Linked DNA regions of Mus musculus: region 2 is linked to region 1. Evidence: chromatin loops called from intact Hi-C (ENCODE). Cell type or tissue: heart. All regions are shown on one strand. Links, peaks and the distances in the headings refer to the core of each region. The heading gives the core; the rest is flanking DNA.

Evidence for each region. Hi-C counts contacts between places; a loop is a spot of excess contacts. Peaks named below come from ENCODE experiments on the same cell type or tissue, not always from the same donor. Only the 100,000 strongest peaks of a DNase experiment are listed, where the experiment ranks them.
Region 2: it touches region 1 in a loop (2.7-fold over the local background); 15 of 42 quality-filtered maps call a loop at or near these places.

Annotation. Positions count from the first base shown.
Region 1 is chr17:30,843,270-30,846,198 of GRCm38, reverse strand. The region is part of intron 88 of Dnah8 (dynein, axonemal, heavy chain 8); the gene reads right to left. Among named protein-coding and RNA genes, the nearest start is that of Gm41561, 13 kb to the left of the region's middle. In heart, for the core only: a CTCF peak has its summit at 1,543 (motif pointing left); no DNase peak of the experiment used is centred there; H3K27me3 peaks cover 424 bases.
Region 2 is chr17:30,946,856-30,949,784 of GRCm38, reverse strand. The region is part of intron 1 of Gm41562 (a long non-coding RNA gene); the gene reads right to left. Among named protein-coding and RNA genes, the nearest start is that of Gm41562, 2.5 kb to the right of the region's middle. In heart, for the core only: no CTCF peak of the experiment used is centred there; a DNase peak (open chromatin) is centred at 1,217.

The DNA of each region.
Region 1 (2,929 bases), core at 173-2,672:
CTCCCCTAAAAATCACTTTCATGGTGGGTGGTTTTATTCTCTTATGAAGCTATCTAAGAAGAACCTTCAAAACTTGGGTATTAGTGGGGAACCCTGAAGAGCTGACCCGCTTTGAGTGACAAGCTCCCCAGGTCGCTCCATCACCCATTTTATTAGACACGGAAAGCCCTTCCCTGGCATTCCAGGGCTGTCCGCCTTGCATTTCCTTTTTCTACGATGTGGTTTTATGTTTGCAAAGATGCAAAAGACAAGTGCCTAGTCAGCGGGCTCCGAGGGATAATTGCAAATACCTCTACATGCTTCAAGATCCCAAGGGCTTTCGGCGAGAACAGTCTCCACAGATGCTTCGAGATGAAGCATGAAGACTCATAATCCACCGACTTCAGTCCTGAGTTACTTCCTGGCGATTTCCCTTCGGGATGAAGGTGAGAGGAGACGCTATTTGGCCGCCGTAATTTGGCGGTTCAGGGAACTGGGAGTCACAAATAGCAAAAAAAAAAAAAAAAAAAAAAAAAAAAAAAAAAAATGCAAAACAACTGAAAGATAGCAAGCACAGCCTATAAAATAAACAATCAGCCACCTAATGAGGGATCAGCACACAGCTATTTCCAGATCAGCACATGAAATATCAATGAGCATAATTTAAAAAAAATTCCAAAACTCAAAAATTGCCAGTTAATTCTAAGAGGAACGTGTTTATATTTGCCCTGCATAGAAATGAGTTGAAACACGGTAACAAGGCATTTGATAAATTTTGGAAGGTAGAAAAATATGCATAACCCGCTAATGAGAAAAAGAGACAAAATAAATAACTGCTTTTGACACCGAGATAGAGGAATTTGCGGAGTCTTTGGTACCTTATAAATCTAGATAATAAAATGTGAATACACTGTACATTTTTATAGCCTCTGTCACCGAGATAGCCAGCCTCGTGGGAGAGATTTTACTTATTTTAAAGCATTTAATTCGGTGTGATCTCCCTCCACCACCACCTTCAGAGGCTCTGCATTTTGAAACAAAGATCAAAGAGGGAGAAGGCCCGTGATTCCCTTCTACAGATTTCTCTCCTTTGAGATTTATGGACGTGAACTTCAGAAGGCAGGTCCTCATAAACAGGGGACAATTCTTCACCATGGCCCATGACACCCATGGGACTATGTAGGAGCAAGATTGCTGTTGAATGGCATAGTGAGTCCTCTGACTGGGAACATTCACACCGACTAAGCTGCTGCTTTGTAGAGTCCTTGTCTTGTGGCTTTGACTTTTGCCTCAACTCCCCTCCTTCTGCCCACCCCCCCCCCCACACACACACACACCCCATGAGGCTCTATGTTTCCCTTGGGAGCGGGAACACTTTCACTCTTAAATCCTATGTTGTCCCAACCTCCCAGGTCAGATGTGGCAGGGGCGTGTTGGATTACGCCATTTTTTACATAGCCCCTGAAGAACTGAGACTTGCTGGGGTAAGAGGGGGGGGGGGGTAGTTTGTAGCTAGAAAATGTGTCCCTTATTGCTTACTGCCTCCTGGTGGCCATCAGGGAACAACAAGAGAGCAGGAGGCAGGAGCCTCTGGAAAAGAAAACCTAACGATTTTTAAAGCAAGATCATTTGGGGGGTAGGATTCTAGTCGCCAGATACTTCAGGGCCCAGAGGGAAAGAAGAATTAAACCCCCAAAACAAAACTCACCCGGGGACTGGTAACTTTCCAAACACAGCTGCGGGATACAGCTGGCCAGTCGCCTGGTGAGGCAGGAACTGGAAACAAGAGTATGAAGTGCAGGCAAGAGGAGACTCAGCAATGGGGGAACCCCAAGCAGAAACCAAGTGGGAAGATGGGAACTCAGCCAGATCCGAGGAGCTAAGTGAACAAGCCCCGGGGCCGACAGGCATCACCAGCCGAAAGAGTTCTCCATCAGTGGAAGAGACCCAGGGCTCTGAGCAAAGCTCTTGGCACAGTTTTTGGAAGGTGCCAGCTTAGGCTTCCTAGAGAGAGCCTGCCGGATGTCTTCCAGAACCCTCTCTCTGCCATCCTTGAGCAGCAATGAATGAACATAAGCTATAGAAGAAAGTTGTAGGCCTTGGCAATATGCTCAATGCATCCTGTCAGATCTGGTTTATGACGTGGCCTGCCACTTTGTCCCACCTATCACCATCCCTGATTTAGGTCAGTATCCACACAGTAGATCCCTGGATCTACCCACCAGGTCTGGGTCTCTAACATGTTTTAAGACTCTAGACAAGGTTGCTGTATTGGGGCTGCTCTAGATAAGGTTGCTCTATTGAGGATGCTCTAGATAGGGTTGCTCTACTGAGGATGCTCTAGATAAGGTTAGAGAGGTGGCAATAGATTCCATTGTGCTCTAAGTGCCCTGGAAACCATCAAAGAAGAGAAGAGGTAGCAGTAGGGGAGTATCAAGGAGGCCATGGATCCATTTGGAAGCTTGAGTTACCTGAGAGAATTCATATAGGAAAATTAGTCTGGTGCTTTGCCACCGTGTGCTTTGCCCATCAGTGACTAAGGATGTGCTGAGCTGGGTCTCATTAAAGAGGACCCCTGACTTGTCTGGCATTCACCTGTGTTGATGTCTGTGGCCCCTATGGTTTCTCTCGGATGCAGCGACTCATGGTAGCAACGTGGCTGTCCACAGATGCCTGAAAGATTATTTTGACTAGAACATTCCTTTTGGAGAGAGGCCAAATGGCAAGCAACACTTCTACCTTCAAAAGCAGAGGCAAAACCAAAGAAGGAAACAGGACACAAATCCTGCAACATAGGTCACAGATAAAAGATGGGAATCGTGTGTGTGTGTGTGTGTGTGTGTGTGTGTGTGTATACACACACACACACACACACACATATATATATGTATACTTAAAAGGGGACTCAAATTGCTATTGGAGAAGAGTGGACAAGTCTATGTCGATAACA
Region 2 (2,929 bases), core at 164-2,663, 100 kb before region 1:
GTGTGTTCTATAGATTGACCGAGAAAAGGGTCTGGGGAGGATCCATCCTGTAAGGTCTCACTATACTCAGACAGTGCAAAGTTCATCAGACTATTAATCCCATCCACTCCCAGTCACTGTATGGGTATCAGGTTATACATCCCTCCCTTTGAAGGAAGAAACCTGCGTGTTTAATATTCCACACTACCTTAGCACTTCTTTATGAACACAAGGACCTCCATGCCTCCTACAAACATACATGTGCACATAACATATTCCCATGTGCGTATACACATAAACATACACATTGCACACATGTACAGATACATAAACATACATATTTATATGCACACAAATGTGCACATACATGCATATAAATACAGACATGTACATACACATAAATATATACATGTTCATGCATGTAAACATATACATGTACATACCCACAAATATGCACATGTTTACATAAATATACACATGTACAAACATAAACATACACATACATACACATACAAATATATACATATGCATGCATGTAAACATACATGCATACACATAAACATACACATGTACATGTGCATATAAATATGCACATTATACACATATACACACATGTATACACATATAAATATATACATGTGCATGCATGTAAACACACATATACATGCGCATAAACACATAAATGTACATATACACAGAATTATGCACATGTACACACATAAATGTACCCATGTATATACACACATATATACACCTGTATTCACATATGCATATACATGTAGATACATAAACATATACTTGTACTCATATAAATATACACATGAACATACATACATGTACACATGTATGCACATATATTTACACATATTCCATTATTAGCACATGACCCTGAGACCTGGTAATGTTCTTCAAAACCTCTAGGGAAAACACTGACTCTCACAGTGTTTTATCTCAGAGTAGCAGAAACTCTCATTTCACCCCAGCTGTCTAGCAGGAGATCATGAAGATAACCCACACCAGCAGTTCAAACATCCCCTTGCTGGCTACAACCTCCTGCCTCTTGGCCAGTTCAGGACCTCAACCCTGCATGCCTTCCATTTACCTCAAATCAGCCAGCCCTCTGCTTTCCCTGCCTCACCATAGATCACCTTAGGCTGCAGGCCTATCACTTCAGGAACACCCGGGTCCCATGACCTCAATTGTCTTTCTGTCCCACCTCTTCCTCCAGCCCATTTGGCAAAGCATGCATGGAGATGCACAGAGCCATCTTTCTGTTTCCATGGAAGCCTGCTGGAGAAAGTCATGTGACCATCTGGATAAGGACTCAGTATCTAACTAGCTTCTACATTCCCTTCCTATCCTACTTCCTGAATGACTATTTCAAATATTTCCCCTTTCTAAAATCTACTTCCACTCTGTTCCTACCTCAAGCCATGTAGCACATTTATGGAAGACAACTATATGTGCTGTTCTCAATCCCGTGAGCCTTCTGTGCCGTCCCCTTCCTCCCCTTCTGTGCTTGGGACAGTGGGGATGTCCCTCTGTATCTAAGCCCTGCTCGTACTTGGACTCTCCCACCTTCCCAGTCTCCTAGGGTGCGTCTTCCTGATTCTACCTCTGCGTTCTCTTATGAGAACTCTCTTCCTCTCTTTGTTGTTTTGTTTTGGAGTTAGAATCTCACTACGTAGCCCAGGATGGCCTGGAACTGGCTATGTAGCCCAGGTTTGCTTCAAACACAACGTTTATTCTGCCTTCATCTCCCAAGGACTGGGATTGCAGGTGTCTATCATCACGTGTATGTAGCTAAATCTTAGTTTGACTGATCTTCTCATCAGTCGTTGGCTTTTAGACATGCTTTGGTCTTCCCAAGGGGTGGGGGGAGAAGGCAGGGAAGGAGGGAGGGAAAGAAAGAACTCTTTCCCGTCACTTCATAAATCCCTTCCTTTCCACAGCCCACATGCCTACTGTCTGTGTTTCCCTGGTTCCTCTCACTCCTTTACCTCTTTCTAAGTAGGGAAAACCTCGCAGAGATGCACCTTGTGCATGAAGCACATTTATCTCGAATGCACAGCTCAGTGAAGATTTACCTGCAGCCACTGCCTTAATCCAGATATGCAGCATTGGCAGGAATGTGATGTACCTGTCGTTTCACCAGGTATTTCCACTCGATGGCACACCTGGTGGGCAAGTCCACAGCAGTGCTTTTCAAAGGCTTGTTTTACTTGCGGTTATGTGTGCCTGTGAGTGAGGATGTGCCCATGTGAGCACAGTGCCTGTAGAGACTAGAAGAGCGTGTCGGATCCCCTGAGACAGAGGTGGATGCTCGGAATTGAACTCAGGTCACCTGTAAGAGCGGTGTTTGGTGTTTGCTCTTAGCTACTGAGTCATCATCTCTCAGAGCCTCTCCGTGGTGCTCTTGTCTCTCTTCAACTGCGTAGAGCTTCACTTAGCAGCTGTCCTGCCATCGGTGGACATTATTCCTTTGCTCTTACAAGCGACACGTGAATGAACACTTTTGTATAGGCATCATTTGTGTTTTTGACTGTGTGCATTCGGCATGTTTCTCTCTCTCTCTCTCTCCCTCTCCCTCTCCCTCTCTCTCTCTCTCTCTCTCTCTCTCTCTCTCTCCCTCTCTCTCATACTGGGAATTGAACCCCGGGCCTCACTCATGCTGGGCAGGTAGACAGGTATCTGTTGCTGAGCTACAGCTTTGGCTCTCAGCTCAGATTCTTGAAAAGTAGCCCGAGGCAAAAGATATTTGCCATTTGTGTTACTGATTTCTCCTGAGAGAGACTGCGGCAGTTTGCATTTCTATCAGGACTACTGAGGACATTTCTCCAGAATGACTGTTTCCCCATGGACTTGCTATGAACATAGGTGGATCAACTTAATTATATGGAGATTTAATGGATTTATTCCTATAATGGATTTATTCATTTAATGGATATAT